Linked DNA regions of Mus musculus: all the other regions are linked to region 1. A link is a loop called in an ENCODE intact Hi-C map of the cell type or tissue named here. Cell type or tissue: heart. All regions are shown on one strand. Each heading gives the region's core, and the rest is flanking DNA. Links, peaks and the distances in the headings are about the cores only. Region 1 overlaps Mast4 (microtubule associated serine/threonine kinase family member 4). Region 2 holds the start of Gm30106 (a long non-coding RNA gene). Region 3 overlaps Mast4 (microtubule associated serine/threonine kinase family member 4).

The links. Hi-C counts contacts between places; a loop is a spot of excess contacts. Peaks named below come from ENCODE experiments on the same cell type or tissue, not always from the same donor. Only the 100,000 strongest peaks of a DNase experiment are listed, where the experiment ranks them.
Region 2: it touches region 1 in a loop (4-fold over the local background); 10 of 42 quality-filtered maps call a loop at or near these places.
Region 3: it touches region 1 in a loop (2.2-fold over the local background); 3 of 42 quality-filtered maps call a loop at or near these places.

What each region holds. Positions count from the first base shown.
Region 1 is chr13:102,808,241-102,814,443 of GRCm38, reverse strand. It overlaps Mast4 (microtubule associated serine/threonine kinase family member 4), which reads left to right. Exons shown (of 29, transcript NM_175171.3): 6 at 3,874-3,943. Among named protein-coding and RNA genes, the nearest start is that of Gm17160, 49 kb to the right of the region's middle. In heart, for the core only: a CTCF peak has its summit at 3,208; a DNase peak (open chromatin) is centred at 3,083; H3K4me3 peaks cover 839 bases; H3K27ac peaks cover 652 bases.
Region 2 is chr13:102,905,133-102,911,335 of GRCm38, reverse strand. All of the region lies in intron 4 of Mast4 (microtubule associated serine/threonine kinase family member 4), which reads left to right. It overlaps Gm30106 (a long non-coding RNA gene), which reads right to left and starts at 3,534. Exons shown (of 4, transcript XR_382843.4): 1 at 1-3,534. In heart, for the core only: CTCF peaks have their summits at 1,480 (motif pointing left), 3,220 (motif pointing right), 4,769 and 5,017; a DNase peak (open chromatin) is centred at 4,965; H3K4me3 peaks cover 1,357 bases; H3K27ac peaks cover 1,293 bases.
Region 3 is chr13:102,866,704-102,872,906 of GRCm38, reverse strand. The region is part of intron 4 of Mast4 (microtubule associated serine/threonine kinase family member 4); the gene reads left to right. Among named protein-coding and RNA genes, the nearest start is that of Gm30106, 38 kb to the left of the region's middle. In heart, for the core only: no CTCF peak of the experiment used is centred there; a DNase peak (open chromatin) is centred at 3,186; H3K27ac peaks cover 444 bases.

The DNA.
Region 1 (6,203 bases), core at 360-5,359:
GCTTCTCTGTGGCGAAGACGCAGGACTTCTCTATCCTAATTACAAAGCAATCAAACAATTTAATTAATCTGGAAATCACTTTCTTCACAATAACTGCCTCCAAAATGAGGCACCCCATGTCGTGCCGTTAGGTAACCGCAGCTCTGATACCCTGCTTGCGTCTTAGCCGTGCCTCCCTCTGCCTTATGGGGATCGTGGTGTTAATTACCTACCCAAGGCCTGACCACTGCTAAGGCTTACTGTATCGGGTTGGAGCATCAGCAGTGATGCTGGCAGTCCATAAAGTGTCCGAGCTCTCAAACATCCAAGAGCCAGCAAATCCCGGGAGCAGCAGGATGCGAGTTACAAGCAAGTGCCGCACATATGGGCAGAGAATTAACTGGCACGGGTTTCTACTCTCAGAGTCTCTCAGGTATTGCTTTGCAGATGGGTGGATGAATTCAGAGGGCAGCGTGCAAGGAGTGAAGGTCATGTGTAGGACTCCAGTTTCGATCTGTCTTGCTCTCTTCTCAGGAAGCACCATTCATGCGTTCAACAGAGAGGACTTCATAGAGCATAAATGGCATGAACCCATCTACCCTAAATTCAGAGTTAGGACACTGTATAACAAAATAGTATTGCTGAAGCTCGAGAGACCGAAAAGTAGGACATTTTTGGTTTAAAGTAAAAATAAAACCTTCCACAATTGACCTCTCTAACTCTAACGTGCTAATCTTACCATTTCTCCCCAAAGAAAGTTGAATTTTGTTCACTGTATAACATAATCATCTGTACAATGCACATTTACTCTTTCCTGTGTTGGTACCTGAGCCCCACCTACCCCTCAAGGTTCTCTATCAGTGGGTCATTCCGACACGTTGTTCCTCCAGTCTACCACAGTGCCGACACCAGGCAAGCTCTGGGCTCTGTCTTTTCCGTGACGTGATTCTCATGTGTCACCAATCACTCTTGATTTACTGCAGAAGTTCTCTCTTACCCTTGCACGTGCTGGTCCAGTTCCATCTCCTTCGGTGTACCCAAGCATCTCCAAAGCCTCCCACTACCTGGCACCGGTGAATGTAGTTCATGGGTCATTGGCTGTACCACGCTGAGTTTGCTATCGCCAGAGATTATCTTTGAGACCACTTTAGTGTGTACAGTGGGTTTCCTCTCAGTTGTTTCTGATTCCCCAAGATCCCCATCCACCATCTTACTTGAAGCTTGCTGAACTGCCCTGCCATTGAGTCCCTGTCCTTCTGATATCTTATAATGCTTTAGAGAGCTTTAGTGATAATATAGTTATAACAACAACACATAACACCATCTCAATTCTTTCTACGCCCCCACCCCCATTTTTTTTCCCAGCAAACGTCAGTCTTGTCAAAACCTGGATAGACTATATGTATAGCTATGATCCCAAAGCATTACACCACTTACTGGTGTATTATTGTCATCATAGTTTGTTGAAGTTCTCTCTATGATGTTTTTGTTAATGTCCACACATTGACAGAAATGCTTGATACCATCTCTCAAACCAGTCTAGTTCTTAAACAACTCACAGACAGCTGTGTGAATGCTGTATACATCTCATTTCACCTTTTCAGCCAACATTTGGACAAATAGAGATGCAGAGTTGTTAAGATACACAGATGGCCCCATAGACCTGAGGCTGAAGGTAAAGGAATCTAGGGTCTGCTTTTATGGCAGGGTGAAACCAAGTGAGAGGGGGAAAAAAATGAAGTTTCGATCATACCTAGGTAGGCAGCCCAGGGAGCGAAGCTATAAGTCCAGGAATGGTTAATGGAGGCTTTGGCAATGGCAGCTTGGATGTCTTTGAAGGGCAGAGTTAAATCAGTCTTCTCAGTCTGTCTCTGGCTAGCTGTCCTCAAGCTTGAAGATCATCATGTGTGTTTAAGAAAATGGCACTGGCTTCCTAGCGGCCGCCATTTTATGCTTATCTCCCGGCTCTCCTTTTCCCCCATTTTTGGTGTTTAAAAGTGCACTCTCTGTTTCCACTCACCACATGAACCCTCAGCTTACGTGTTCTCTGTACAGAGAAGACAGGCTAGGGATCGGGCCAGGTTCCCTTGGTGTTATTTTCTTCTTGTGAATGAGGCAGAAAGGACTGTGGTCAGAATGTCTTGGCTTCAAGCAAGCAACTGTTTTTGTTACAACTAATAATTTACTGGTCGTTTGCTCTCCATGGTGTACAAGCAACATGAATATATTCCCAAACTTACAACAAACAGTAACAACAAAAAAACCAACCCCAACCTCTATACAATGATTCCACGCATTATGTTACCCCCTTAGGAAGCAAGGGCTTTTAGCCATCCTGAAATTATTGAGCTTTTTCACAGAATGCAGAGGGTGACACACACGCTAAATTAGGAGTGGGGGAAATGAATGCTGTTGAGAGAAATCAAAATAAGTTAATTTGCTGTGTAGATAAACAGACAGAATGAATCCTGGATTACTGGACGGCAAAAGCAAAATCCATTCCTCCAGGGGCCCCGGGAACAGCAGATGTAAAGACATGATAAATTTCACTGTGGCAGGGGGACTGCTCCTTGCCTCTCTATAAAGAAACGGCTTCTCAGCGCTTCCCCGTTGAATGGCTTTGATTGTGCTGTCATAAAGTTAATAGCATCTGTTGAAGACAACACTATAAAATTTGCAACCTTAAGTTAATTGAAAAATTTCAGTGGAGATGTAGCCAGTGTAAGAAGTCCTCGAGGTAACACTAAACTTACAGTCCTTTAGGTGTTAGGCTGTTTCTTCTTTAGCACACTAATAACAAATCGTTTACCTCCCGCAGCTGGGCATTCCTTATAGCTGACTACAGTGGTCACTCTCACTGAGCCAGTGCCACAGCAGTGGTGGTACTATTGGGGATGAAGGGCATCTTCCCCGATCTATCTCTCCACTTTTCAAGAAACTACAGAGCTACTTTGCAGCCTTTTCTCACCTCCTTCCCGAAACCAGCTCCATTCCCAAGTGGTCCTCCCACAATGCAGCGCGTCTCATTAAATATGCAGGGGAAGCAGCGTGGTCTGGAGTGTCCTGAACTTGCCCTCGCCAGCTGCCTGCCAAGCCTTGTCAATGATCAGCAGCAGGTTGAGCCGGCTGATGGAGAAAGTAACAAGCCCCCAGGGAGCTGCCCTCCTTCCTGTGCTCCTTCTCGGCCTGTGGAGGACTCGAGGAGAGGCGAGTGCTGCCATCTCCCTGTGGCCATGGCTTTTAGAATCTTCTGCCTGGCCAGTCACATTCCAGCCGCTTAGAGACATGGGGCTTGCTGAAGACAATATTGGCGAGGGTTAATCCTGCCAGGTTCTTCCAGCCATGCTAAGATAGAGCCTGAGACATTTTAGAAATAGGTACAGATGGCTGGATTCTCCTTCGTATTTTATTAGTCTTGACACAACTCTCTTTTAAATGTATGCCTTGGAATCCAAGCCTCCCCCTTTCAAGACTTTTTTTTTCTCTTTCTTTCATATCAAGGCTGCCTGCCACAAAATAAAATGCACCTCCTAGGACAGCCTGAGCTTCCCTCCCACGTAAATGTTAGCTTCTGAAGATATAACACTGAACGTGTATGTGCTCATTATTCCACAGACCAACCTGTTTAGGTTATAGTGGTGACCATGTGTATTCCCTTGCTTGGCCCACTTGGAAGGCTGTGCTGGAACTTGGTGTTCTCCCACCCCCATCCCCACCCCCAACCCCACCTCGACTGCTTCCCAGATCCCTGCTCGAGGCAAAGCTGAAACATTATTAGAGGAAATGCTATTTTGTAGAACTGTAAAGAAACTGATTACTGGAAAGAAGATTCTGGATATGGATAATGGTACAAAAACAAAATGAGGTTGCTCATTTCTCTTTCTCTCTCCACAGGAAATAGCCCTCAAGACAGTCCAAGGAATTTCTCCCCCAGTGCCTCAGCCCATTTCTCATTTGCGAGGAGGTAAGGATGGCCATTTGAGTGGGACATAAAGTGGTCCCTCGGGATGTCTCTGCTCGAGTCCCCCTCCCCCGCCCCCCCCCCCCCACACACACAACCCCCTTCCTCCTCCCACCTTCTCTTTCAGGGCTCTGTCTTGTGAGAGCCTTTTCATTATCACATAAAGCCTTCTGCAACCAAAGGACCTTGTTACATTGAACACACTGGCTTTAACTGTTTCGTGATGACTTCTGTCTTAGCATTAGAGAGTTCTCCTGGTCCTTTGCTAAATGTGAGCCCCTGTGAAGGCAGGGAGGTCCTTCTCTCTGGGTTTTCTCCCATCTTTAGAGCAAGCATGATTCAGCCTGAACAGATTTTTACTGACCTTTTTTTTTTTTTTTTTTTTTTTGAGATGTTGTTATGCAGGCAATATTCATCTATGTCCTGGTACAAGCTTTTGTTTTTGTCATATGTTGTCCTTTTTGTAAAAATGAGACTCTGGGTTACAAGATGTGAACTTGGGAACAATTGAATGACAGAGCTAAGAAATACTTTGTTTTTTTTTTTTTTTTTCCAGACAGGGTTTCTTTGTGTAGCCCTGGCTGTCCTGGAACTCACTCTGTAGACCAGGCTGGCCTCGAACTCAGATATCCACCTGCCTCTGCCTCTAGATGCTGGCATTAAAGGCGTGCGCCAATATATCTGGAGCTCTCTTCTACTACTGTTATACTTAGAATTAGGCAGCAAATGCTTAGGCGCTATGCCTCTGCTCCTAGGGAACTGAGTTAAGAGGAAGTGTCCTTACTTGACACCTTTAACGTCCAAGCTTTTCCCGGGCTGGTCCCCTTGCTGTAGCCTCAGCCCTTTCTTCTGGATTCTGAATTAGTATGTTTTTCTCAGTCAAACATCCTTCTCTCTTCTCACATATGTGGCTTGCTTCCTCCACCCAGGAAAGACAGATTGCAAAATGCCCCTTCAGGTCTCCAAATATTCAGAATAAATTTAGTTTATGGTCTGGATGTCCCATTGATTTGTAAGAATTTCTCACAGACTTAATTATACCCCAACGTGAATTCAGATAGCATGTCCCAAACCATATAGTTCTGTCTCAGAGTACATGCCTTTGTTCCTCTACACATCACTAATGAGCACACTTGTCAGCGTGTGATCCATTTTATGTTCTGAAATCCTAAGAAAAGGAGTTTCAGAGCTCTGTATTGTAATTAAGATTCCAGCAGCATTTTCCAGAACTCTGTATGATTAAGAGTCTACACTAAGTCCCAATCCAAGGAGAATGTTTGTTCTCTCATTACCGCAGTCATTTCCCATCATATGCTCAAGGCCGCTCTGAATCCCACGCGGGCTGAGTTAGAAGAATGATTAAGACAGCATCTCAAAGAGCTTGCTGAGACCTACACCTGGATCTTCTCTGAGATCCAACTCTTTTTTTTTTTTTTAAATTAAGCTTTTCTTCTAACTATTATACTGCAAAAGAAATGCAGAAGGTAACTGGCCCAGAAAGTGTGTCTGCCCAGTGACTGTTAGTTCCTGATGGTTCACTATTCCAAGTAGGGAGGAAAAACTTTGAAGGTCGATAAACAGAGTGCCCTCTGTAGTCCAAAATGGAGTGTGGGTGCGTCCCACTACCCCGAGTCATAAGTGCAAATCATTGCAGTGTGTATGAAAACATGACCTAAGCCACAGTCCCTTAATCCTGCCAGATTTATAAAAATGAAGAGCATCTAATAATTATGTGGGAGACTGAAGGACAGATGAATCTGGCTTCTGCGCTATGGGGAAAAAAAAGCACAACCTCCCAGGCATGTTAATTTTTGACAAATAAACCATAAACCGTGACGGGATTATCACTGGAGACCCTCAGTTCATGTTGCATGAACTACCAGCTGGGACTCCTTCCACACTCTTCAGAAACCATTAATTTTGATTAGAACCTGAGTGATTTGTGTTAAAATTTTCTTCAGGTAAATAGAACCTTGGGTTCACTGTAAGAATTCAGATCAGCACTTTCTACCTAACACCTGCCACTGCCTTCCATTTTAGAGGTGGACTTCACTCAGGAAACAGACCGTTTGCCTGGCGTCTCCACTGCCTCCTGTTGGCTGTGTGTCACTGAGCCTTTAAGAAGTAATTTGAGGCTCTTAACATTTCATTATTTTATAATAGAGGAAATGGGGCTCCGTCTTTGAAATCATTCTGGGGTGAAGACACAAAGGTTAGGCTTATTAATCTCCTCTGACCTTCCTTGTTCAATATTCTCCCTGTT
Region 2 (6,203 bases), core at 720-5,719, 97 kb before region 1:
GCAGTAGCTGGATATAAAATTAACTTGTTTATCTTTCTTACAGTTGAGTATTGTAAGCATCCATTTGTTTAATAACATAAGAGAGTTTCTGTCTTCCAACTGTTCATTGTGTTTTTTGTTCTTCCTCCTGTATATAGCATCCTTTCTATTTTCTTTCTACATTTTTTCCTACATTTTATTTTGACCCCTCTTTGGTTCTATTTTTGTAGACTTTCTCATTTAGAAAAGTCAGTGTGCATATCAGACCTTTTTCCTTAAGTTCAGGAAAGAGTTTAGAAGCCGACCTAATGGACTTACAGATGTGAACCACCTTGAGCAATACTCGTTCATTTTTAGGTGCTGAACACAGGGGTAGGAATGAATCAAGAGAGTTTACAGCAGAATTGCCACTAGGCCAGGATCAGGTAGAGTCTTCATGGAAACTCTGCATCCTCCCTGGATGTAGATACACAGACACAGATTCTTAAACAGGGAGTTGAAAGCTACCCAGTCCTAACAACTTGGCCCAGAGAAATTAATCTCTATATAGTACACACAAATCTGTCCATAGATATTAGCTTTTTAATACTATTCTGTTTGGGCATGGGGCATCTGGAGGGAGAGTAAAAGATCTGTAAAAAGGACATTACGAAACATATGAGGGGAATGAGTTGCAAAGGATTAGACCTTCTGTTTTCTACCATTTTTTTTCCAGAGCTACCCTCCCAGTTGGGTGACAAACCTATCTTCCCATCCCACTTGCCTTCCTTGGAGAAGCAGTGACTGATATTGACATATTGATAAATGAATGAGCAGTCTGGATCCCAGACTATATCCACTGTTGTATTGGCTTAGTGGCTGTCCAATAAGTAGAACATCTTGCTGAGTGTCTGTGTGTTGGCCAAGACCAGCTATGTTCTAAGGCCTTCAAAGGCTCAGTTTCTTCTCAGTTCATCAGCTTTATGGCAACTGCAACTCAACTGTGCTTCCTCTCCTCTCTATATAATTATTTTGTCTGTAAGGAAATGTCAGTAATTCTGACAAATTCAATCCCATGTTTACCGACTGCCTTGCCTTCTGAATCATAGGTTACTAAATCAAGTCATACAGGTTAGAAGACAGGTTACACTTGAGTGTCACACCCACTCTTATCATCAGGGAGTGTGGGAATCTATCAAGTACTTGCTCTGTATTAGCTAATATATCGCTAGCTGTGTGTGTACTTTACCTAGTCTTACCTTTTCAGTGTGGGTAAATTCAGATCTTCCCAAACCTTTTCAGGGAAAATAATCCAATATATTTAGTTAAAATTAGTGTTGGGGTCTGGGAGGTGGCAGGCAGCACTTAAGAGCAAGTACCACTCTTTCAGAGGACCAGAATTTGGAGGTAGCACTTAAGAGCGTGTACCACTCTTTCAGAGGACCAGAATTTGGTTCCCAGCACGAATGTTGGGTTACTCATAGTGATCTGTGATTTCAGATCCTGGGTATCCAGAGCCCTCTTCTGGACTCTTTGAGTACCTGCACCCATATATGCACATTCATACTTTTAGATCACATAATTGTAAAAAGTCTTTGACATTAGCTATTAGCATCGGAAGGTTTCAGATATTCCTGAAAATGGAAAGCAGAGGTGGTGAAGAGGGAAAAGTAAAGGGTTGATTATATCAGTGGACCCATTTAAGTTGCTGCCATGCTTATAGGCAATGCCAACTAAATGAACTTTTTAGAAAGATTATGGAGGAGAGTTGGGAAGTAAAGACATCAGGTCTTACTTAAGCCCATTCAGAGCAGAATTCTCGCCCTATGTATATATCTTCACCCTCTGTGTATATGACTAAGCACTCCTCTTGGAAACTTGACTCCCCTTCCCACACCTTTTCCCTCTGTGGCTGCAACCCTAGTCGCATACAGTCTTTCTAATATTCCTGGTCAGCTAGTCAGCTATTTCTTATCCCTCAACTGCTCTCTTCTTTCATGGGGTAGATACCTGAATTCAAGATTTTTCTAGCACAATTTCAAATCCTCTCTCACAACCTTGATTGCTCTTCTATGGCACCCCTCTTCCTCAACAAGCTCAGGAAATCTTTGGTTTGTCTATGGGATGTAGAGAGGGTACTCAAAGGGGAGTTTTCCTTGTGTTTGCCTGTGATATTTCCTGAAGTCATGCTAGGACCTAAGAAATGTTTGTACTGATATCCTTGGTGACAAAGAGTTGTAAGAGAAAGCCTTCAGAATTTAATAACATTGTTGTAAGAATACTGAGAATTTAGGGTTCTGTGAGGGTATTGATGGATGTCTTCATACTGCTCAATCTTGTGTCTCATAAGAGAAAGAGTAGACGCTTAGTGGAAATGACTATTCAGCAAGCATCTTTAAAAATGTCTGTGTAAGTCTGAGCCTATTCAGTTCTGGAAATACAGAATACAGTATAATCTGGCCTTTGCCCTGAGAAACAGTCTCACAGGGAAGGCAGCAGTAAGCAGCCAAGTAAATACCACGTGGCTGCTATCTAGGAAGACCCTCTTTCAGAGCACTGGAGGGTACGGAACATGCTGGACTGCCCTTTCTCTCCAGGATGACATCATTGAGTGAAATGTTCTTTTAGATTCTTCATATTGTCAGCACTGACTCAGTACAGACATTACATGTACTGAGAGGTTTTAGATGGGTCATCTCATTTTCATTTTCATATGCCAACTCCCAGAGGTTGGTTCTGTTATGGACCAATATTATAATTAGGGAAAATAGGCAGAGATTAAATAACTTGCTTAAGGTTAGATTAAGTGTTGAGGCCAGAATCAAAGACAATATGACTCCTTTCTCAGAGGGAGACATGATCTAGAACAGTGACTCCCAACAAGAAGGCATTGGCAGTGTCTGCAGACATTTTTGATTGGCACCTCTGCTATCTAATGGAAAGAGTCTGGGATGTTGCCAAACATTTTCCAAAGTACAAGGAAGCCTGCAAACCAAAGGATGGCCCAGGCTACACAATCACTAGAGAGAAACTCAACGATTGCATGGGTTTCTTTACACTTCTCAGAGTGTACTTTATACCATTGAGAGTGGCCAGACATCTCTGGGTATTCATGAGGATCTTACAATCTGGGATCTTTTGAGATTCCAGAGACCAGTGATGTTCAAGCCTCCTAGACATGGGGCTAGAGAGATGGCTCAGCAGTCTAGAACACTTGTAGACTGAGTTCCCAGCACTCACATTTAGTGGTTCACAACTGTGTGTAATCTCAGTTTCAGGAGACAGGATGACTTCCTTGGGCCACTAGGGGGTACCTGTAAGCACACGGAGCACATGGTGGTGCACTTTAATCCAGGCAGAGGCAGGCGGATTTCTGAGTTCAAGGCCAGCCTGGTCTACAGTGTGAGTTCTAGGACAGCCAAGGCTACACAGAGAAACCCTGTCTCAAAAAAAAAAAAAAAAAAAAAAAAAAACAAAAAACAACAACAGCAACAAATAAAAAATAAAATAAAGAACATTAAAATTTTCTAACAAAAATTTTATAAGACAGAATGTGTGCGTGTGGACTCTGCATACTCCCACATGTGGCAAACCATCTCTACGTACTCTTCGATATAAAATAAAACCTGTATCCTGAGGCAATGGATGCTATAACATATTGTTTGGGGAACAAGAAAAGAGCCCACCCATCCATGTTCACTAGTCACACAATTTTATTTGCCGGGTTTGTTGTTGTTACTGTTATTTCTTTGGTTTTGTATTCTTGAACCAGGGTCTTGCTATGTAGAGCGGATGGCCCTAGAACCCAGGCAGTGGCTCGTCTCTGCTTTCTCTGAGTGCTGAGCATACATGCGTGCACCACCATACCTGACTTTATATGTTTTTAGTCTTAGTATGCTTGAAGCTGTCAAGGCAGAGGTGGCTGTGCCTCAAAACATTAAAACGCCAAAAGCCGGTGAGGGATGACTATTTGAGAAGGCAGAGGCAGCCAACCGAAGCTTTTAGGATCTTGGTAAATGTTGGGGTGTTGTTCTTGCCACTTATTGCTCAAAGCCTCAGTCTCCCCTATGTAAGATTGGGTGGGCTCTATGATTTTCTTTTATCTCTATGAGTCTCAAAGATCTGAAGAGACTCTAGAAGAAAATGGGATTGCATGTATGAGTGCCTTGTCTGAGGAATATCATCAAACCCTTTTGGAGTCTTTGGGTGAGAAACTATTTCTGTGGACCATAAGACTGAATAATATACGATATAATATTAAATTAGAAGTAACTGACTTAAATTCTAATGTTTTTCTTTATATACTTTTGAATAAACGTTTGTGACTTGGGGCGTTATTTAAATACCACGCTTTTTTTTTTTTTTTTTTTTTTTTTTTGTGTGTGTGTCTTTTTCCTCAGTGAGTAACAATCAGATTCATCCTTTTCCTGTATTCTACTCCATCAAACTCTTAACATACTGGGAGGGAAAGGAATTCATGTTGCTAAATCAGTGCCAAGTAGTCCATTTACACGTCATAGGTGATCATTAACTAGATCCATCTCTCGAATCCATGAGGCCAAACAGGTGTGCGCTGTAGTCATCGGTCAAATGGATGTAAACTCGTGAATTTTGTGTCATTGAGGTTTTCTGGTGAGTGTGGTGGCTTGGCGTGTGCATGCTTCTCCCAGACAACAGGTAGCGTCACCTCCGGAGTCATCAGGGACTTCCCTCCGAGCGCCACAATTGTGCCTCGTCCTATGGTGAATCACCCAAGCTTTCAGGTGTGCACAGCACACACTAGTGTTCCGGTGCGGCAGCTGGACTTATTTATTTATTTTTGAGGGACCGATCCATTTCAGACCCTGGGATGGGGGGGAACTGCGAGGATGCTCCAGCCCTGCGCCTGCTCCTGGGCAGAGTACACCAGGGAGCCGCTCTCTTTCCCCGAGACCCAGCTGGAGGGGCTGAGCCAGGGCCCTGCCACCCTACTTCCAACTGGATCCTACAGAAAGGTGTCAGATTCAAGTCCTCCCATAGGTCAATTTTCTAAAAGTGCTTTCAAGTTTCCATGGTGTTGGGTTTTTTTTTTCCCCCCAGAAGGGGAGGGCAAGAGCAGCTTTTGCGTTCAAATTCTTTTCCTTGTATGTAGACGCCAAAAGGAAGCTTCGTACTGGGCATGTTCGGATGTGAATGGGTTTGCTGATAAGCAACAGCCTCCCGGAACCATAGACTTAAAATAGTCCTCCTCCTACCACCCCACCCCTCCAGGAGCTGCAGATGGTATCTGCCAAACAGATGACAAAGTACCTTGGACTGAATCACACGGAGACAGCATTTTGAGCAGAACGCAGGCTAAACTCTTGTAATTACTGTTTATAGCTGGCCAAGGCTTCCTAGGAGAGGGCAAACACAAGAGGAAGTAAGTTTCCCGAACCTTTCAGATGGCTGTGCATTAATTAAAGGCCAGCACGGGAAGGGTAATTCTCAGTCAGTCTCCGAGTTGTTCCTGAGACCATAGTTCACCGCACGTTTTCTCTGAAGGGAGTGAGTAGATAATTGGGATTTTTTTTCCTTTATTTTTTTTTTCTCCCCATCTCCGTTTTGATCCCATGGCCTTGAACTCACGGTGAATTGAAGAAAGAAAGAAAGAAAGAAATGGATATGTCTGACCCCAATTTCTGGACTGTGCTCTCAAACTTTACTTTGCCTCATTTGAGGAGTGGGAACAGGCTTCGGCGCACACAAAGGTAAAAACGCGGGACCTTGCCCTGGAGCAGGGAGTGCTCTCTCTATCAGAGGCTGGGGGCTGCCGGAGCCCGGTTGCCCGGTTGCGTCTGGGATTTTGTTTGTTGGTGGCAGTTTGAAAAGTTTGTGCCTTGCCAGGGGGTCTCTGTTTCTGTAGTTCCTCTCCTTGGTGGAGCTTCTTAGGGGTTCCATGAGTGCGGGGCTCGGAATTCTTTTGCAGTGTGGATGTTCAGGCATTGCCTTGAGCCCTGCCTGGCAAAGGGGCTTTTGTCTCTGTCCCTTTATCTACTTGTATTTTTATCATTTCATACACCCAGACCTGGGCCTACGGCATTCCTTACAGAGCCTTCCATTCCTTATAGAGCCTTCCAGAGGCTCCCCCTATGTTAGATAGTCCATCTACCACTTATAAGATGCGAATCTGTGTTGCAGAGATAACCCAAGCGAGCATGATTCTCAGTGACTGCTTTTAAAGATCTGTACAACTTTGGCATTTTGACTTTTTTGTCGTTTGGCTG
Region 3 (6,203 bases), core at 647-5,646, 58 kb before region 1:
GAATCCTGTGTGTTTTAAAACATGCATGCGGTCATGCTTTGGATTCTCCATTTTTATCAATGTTTTCCTACACGTTGGGGATCAATAGTAGTGGTATTGTCTTCTTTTTACAATTTTAGAATACTTTTGTTGTTGTTACCTGATCCTTTGTTCGATGCCACTTCAGAAAGAAAAGGGGGGGGGGAGGTGCATTGTAAAAGGTGGAAGGTGGAAGCTGGCTTGGTTAGGATCCAACCCTGGCGGTGGTCATTCCAGGGTGGGCGCTGAGTGTTTCAGAGGAGCCCTGGTCCTGTCAGAGAAACAAAGACCCGCCCTGCCTTTTGTTCCTCAGAGTTCTCAGGACCACAGCACCTCTTCTAACTGGCAGTCTCCCCCCACCCCATCCTTGGTGTTCTCATCCTTTCTTTAAGTTTGGCTAGTGTGCCTCAAGTCAACTACTAAGCCTTTACTGTGGGGTAGCTTCTTGTCTTCATAAACACACCATCCATCTTACACATAGGAAGCTTTTGGTGGCCAGACTGACCAAACGGTGAGCTATGCCAAGGACAAGTTACCTGTCTAGCTTCAATTTCTGGGGCATTCCACTTTAAAAAAATATATATATATAACAATGAGAGAAGCCGTTTTCTTCATTTCTACGTGAACTTTATAACTCTTCCTCTTAGATGAGCTAAGCGTTAGTCTTTTTTGAGGTAAAATCATCTCTTAGGAGAGGAAGGAGGAGATGAACCTAAGTTGTTTCTCTCAGAGGAAGTTGTTAACAGTTGAAAACTGACTTGATTTGTTTTGTGAAGGGAGGTGGTGACCAGGAGAGCCAGGAGGCTTGCAGGTGAGAGTTAGCTTTCATAATTGATCATTAACATGCACGGCATTAACTGTTGGTTCTCCTGAGGTTTAATGTAATCTCAAAATTCTAAAATTTATTTTATTGAAAGATTGTATAGCGTGCTTAACCATTTGTTAAAGACACCATCTTCCTGGGAACCTCTGCAGTGCCCCACCCCCACCCTTTTTCATTTCTCAGTGTAAAAAAAAAATCTACTCTTACTTAATAATCTTTGCTTTTTGTACTACTTCAAAGTGTCCTAGCCTAGAGCAGGAGCGATGTTTAGCCTCGCTGCATAGTGCGGTCTCGCTCCTTTATGTGATTTATTTTTCCTTTTGTCTTTGGCCATTTTTTTTTTTTTTAAATCGGTGTCCACCTAATTTCTTTGAAAACTGGGATAGATTTTTGTTTTGTTCTTCTATTACTTTCCCCTCCTATTACACAAAGTCTCCTAACAGAACAATAGAGGCCTTTTAAAATGCAGGGAAATGTCTCCCTCCCCAGATTTCCGGATTGCTAGTCTCTCAGATCCTGGTACCAACAAGGCTCCTTGGCCTGGGGCAAGATACTCCTAAAAAATAAAAAAAATAAAAAAGTTGGGGATTTTTTTTGGTGAAGTAACAAAAGCTACACCCGTGGGGGGGGGGGGGGGGAGGGGGCTAGGTTAGTGGCCGTGTTGTGGAGATGACCGGAGCCAGCTTCTCCTTATAAGGCTGCTGATCACCACTGTTATTGTATAAAAGCCAGGAGTGCCTCTATTGCCTGCTAATTGTCTGCTCCCCTCCCTTGTGTTTAAAAATTATTACTATTTTTTTTTCTTTTTGGTATTGCTGAAGACCGAACCCAGCCTATTCCAACGCAAGTATCCTATTGCTAAGCCATATCCCCTAGCCTCAAATATTGAATCTTCTCCATGCAAAAATAGATGCTTCCATTTTCCAGTAAAATAGATTTTTTTATTGTTGCTACTAAGGTTGGATGTGTGGCCACATGCTTTTTAGGGAAACACCCTGCCTCTGACTGTATCTTTAGCTTTCTTTTTTTACCTTTTATTTGGAGACAGTGTCTCGTTACATTGCCCCAAATTTATAGCTCAATCAGGTCTTGAACCATTCACGCTATAGTAGAATAACTGAGATTCTAGGTTTGTGCCATCAGGCCTGGCTAAGAAACAATTTTACATCAATTGATACATACAATGTCATACAATTTGTTGTGCTCTTCATGAGGCAGGATTATACCTACTTATGTTCTTATCCCATACTGTAAGAAACAAGACCTTTACTCTGTGATAATAAATTTAGGAGGATGGTACAATTCTGCAGAAAGGAACATTGGCTTAAAGAAAAAGCAAAAATGGCTGGTATGGTATTTTGATATGAGGCAGTGTTGTTTAAAGCCCCTGATAGTGAGAAATTCCTGCTTCTTTTTCCAAACCATAGTGTGGCATTCTGAAGAATTACAGTCTTTGCACTATTGGTTCCCAATACAACAGACCTTTATCTAATCCTTGGGCTGGAGATTGCCTCCCGTTCTGATTGATCATGGGTCCAGTCACATAGCAGACTGCAACTTTCCAGCTCTCAGAGTTGTGAGACAGGCAAGCATCAACTGCCAGCCGCTGAGAGAGGGGCCTCGAGTTGCCTGCTTATCTCTGACTCTCTGATGAGGTCTGAGCACCCCTCAGTCTGAAAATGAACCGTAGCGGCCTGCTGCTGTGTCATTTTTCCATGTTCATAAACACGGGCTCTTAGTAAAACAGGCCGTCATTGCCACTGTTTCTAAAGCCCAGGCCTGTGCAGAGAAACCCTCAATTTAAGAACACAGACAATGTTCTTTGTTACACGAATGTGCCCTGCAATTTTATGATTATACTGTGAATGAAAATACGATGTTACCACAAAGCCCAAGAAATGGCTTCCTTGGTGACTCTTGACAGACTTCATTTTCGAGATGGGCTTAGCTACATCGTTGTTTTCGTACACATTTTTGATCTTACATTAGGAATTAAGGTTGATTTAGAAAGATAATAAGGGAAATAGGCAGGAGCAGATTTCCATTTTCATTTCCTTATGGGATCAAGGACTTGTTCTCATTACGTTGAGGAATACTGATTCTAGACTTGGCCTTGTGGCATGCAACTTAATTTGACTCCAGGGAGTTATTCAAGATCCCTTCCATTATGGGAATCTTACATGGTAGGATACCAACCACTCAATGCCATTGAATTTCTGCTTAAGCTGTTACCATGGGAAGGTCAGGATTCCATAACGTTCATAAACAGGAATCCAGGGACACAATGAACAGGAACTCTGAGTCACTGCAGGGAATACAGAAGGAGTTTAGGTTGGGTGTCTACTGAGCACAGTGAAGAGGCGGGGTCAGTCTGTTGTTCTGGAGCTCGAGGTACTTACTAATAAGGACCAAAACCAAGAGTAGGGATGAGTGAGGTCAGCTCATTACACAGAAGGCTGGGCCTCGGAGGACAGGTGGCCATGCCTGGAAGAAGCAAGCCAGGGATAAACTTTTCCTTAGTAACCCAAGCACGTCGTCTCATGTGATTTCCTCGGGACCTTTACATGAATCACAGGATATTTTTACACAGATTTCTCACATATGTGTTCTCTTAAGAATAGAGGCAAGGATGGGGAAGATAATGATGGAAGGGATTACATGCTGTGTGTATATGTGTATGATGGTTCTCTATATATTTGTGTATGTAATTGGATACAAGCTGAAACTGAAAATCCTCTATGCCTCTGTCACCAAGTTCTGGGATTATATCTGTGTGCCACCGTTCCCAACAGGAGTGGCATCTTGAGAGAATATACAAGGAAAGGAAGGAAGATTTGGACAAGGCTATAACCATTGTAAAAACACAGATTTTTATATTGTTTACTTAATTAATTTTGACTTGCATCATGTGTGAATTCTTGACGATTACAAAATTCTCATCACGTTTAGTGTAGTTAGTATATGCTATGCTATACTTTTGGTCTCCTTTTTCACAAATTTACTTATGAATGTGGTAGTAAACCGTTTCTCCAAAGCCAGCACACAGATGGGTGCTTTGTGTAGTTAGGGATATTGTACTTGGCTGTAATCCCAGCACTCAAGAGGTTAAGGCAGGATGATCTTTAGTTTAAAGCCAGCCAGAGCTACATAACAAGGGTCCAATGGTAATGGTTAGAAATCACAGACCTGGTATGTGTTCTCTTAAATATTCAGAGTTAGTTATCTGGAAATGAAGAGGTAAACAAGCTACTCTGAAGAGAATGGGATCCAGATGTGTAGATTGATTGACAGCTCCCTCAGAAAGAGTGGGACAAGAATTCTGGAACATGCTGTGTAAACACAGTTCTTTCCCTGGTTATGTCTAGACCAGCTGGTTTGGGCAGGGACAAGGATGATACATGGGTTGAGTCATCTACCTGTGGATCTATGAAGATATTCTGTGGAGAAGTGAGTGCCCAGAAGTGTACAGGCCTCAGTGGTGTAGCCACCATGGGTCTGATAACATGTGTGACCCAGGAATACAAGCATTCCTGCTTAGTGACATTGAGTATTTGTCTACTGAGGTCAAGCTTACTACCTTCCAGAAAATACAGTATGATGTCTGATACTTGGTAGCTTGATGTACCTCCTGTAACTAACCTTCAGACTTTAGGCTCAAAGACTGATTCTTTTGGTTTCCCTGGGTTCATAGTTACCAAGAACACATGATTTGTGTTCCAACAGAATGCTTGGATCTTCATTTATAAGAACAGATAGCTTTAGTAAAGTATCTTTTATGAATGTGTACTGGATAAACAGGACCCAGCATTTTGCTACATATAGGAAACACACCTCAGTGACAAAGACAGACAAACACTACCTCAGAGTGAAAGGCTGGAAAACAACTTTCCAAGCAAATGGTCCCAAAGAAACAAGCTGGAATAGCCATTCTAATATCATATAAAATCGATTTTCAACCAAAAGTTACCAAAAAGGATAAGGAAGGACACTTCATACTCATCAAAGAAAAAATCTACCAGGAAGACTCTCAATTCTGAGCATCTATGCTCCAAATGCAAGGGCACCAACATTCATTTAAAAAAAAAAAAACAACCAAAACTTTACTAAAGCTCAAAGCACACATTGCACCTCACGCAATAATAGTGAGGGACTTCAACACCCCACTCTCATCAATGAACAGATCATGGAAACACAAACTAAATAGAGACACAGTAGAACTAACAGAAATTATGGACCAAATTTCATCCTTAAACAAAAGAAAATACCTTCTTCTCAGCACCTCATGGTACTTTCTCCAAAATTGACCATATAAACAGTCACAAAACAGGCCTCAACAGATACAAGAAGACTGATGCATAATCTCATGCATCCTATCAGATCACCACGGACTAAGGACTAAGGCTGGTCTTCAATAACAACAAAAACAACAGAAAGCCCACATTCACGTGGAAGCTGAACAACACTCTACTCAATAATAGCTTGGTCAAGAAAAAAGTAAAGAAAGAAATTAAAAACCATTTCTTTTTCTGTTTCTATAGGCATCCAAAGCCCAAAGAGTACTTATATTCTTCCTATAACTAGATTTTACTTAGATTTACTCAAGCCTTGCTGCTCTGGAGTTGGCCTCTTTTGTTCTTGTATAATTCATTGTTTTGATTTAAAAAAGGTTATTCTGTGGGCCATGATAGACTTCTTGTTCCAAGATCCTCAAAGGAAAAACTTGAGTGTGAGATTAAACGTAGGAAAGCATGGATATATGGCAGCATATGTACAAGAAGAAAAGGTCAAATACTTGTTGATTCATTTATATTACTGTGTGTGGCACATGTGCACAGATGCACGCACATGCACACACACATACTTATACAGGCTCTCACTAAGTAGCCCAGGCTGACATGCTTATAAATACCTTTTTACACCTAATATTCATAAGGCTTTTGATATAATTTCTTTACATATATTACTTTTGTTTAATCTCTGTGTTAGCAGATACTCTTTTTCTTCCTTTGAGATAGAATGTTATCCTGTAGCCCAGGCTGACCTCAAACCAACAGTAATCCTGCCTCAGCCTTCATGGCTCCCATACCCAGCAGATAGCTGGTAATTGTATCACCATTCTGCAGACCATAGAGGATGAGGTTCTACTGGGCTTGGAATTAGCAACCATATCTGCTCATTGTAAACCTTGTTTTGTGAGTCTCTTCTAAGAACTCCATTATATAAAAAATAGAGCTCTCTCTTGGGCCCCTGTGAAAGCAGAATTACACATTTGCATGTGAAGTCATTAAATGTACCTGGTATCTAAGGCCCTGGCTATAGGAGCCACATGGCTTCTTTCTTTGGCTGCATTTGACACTCCGTA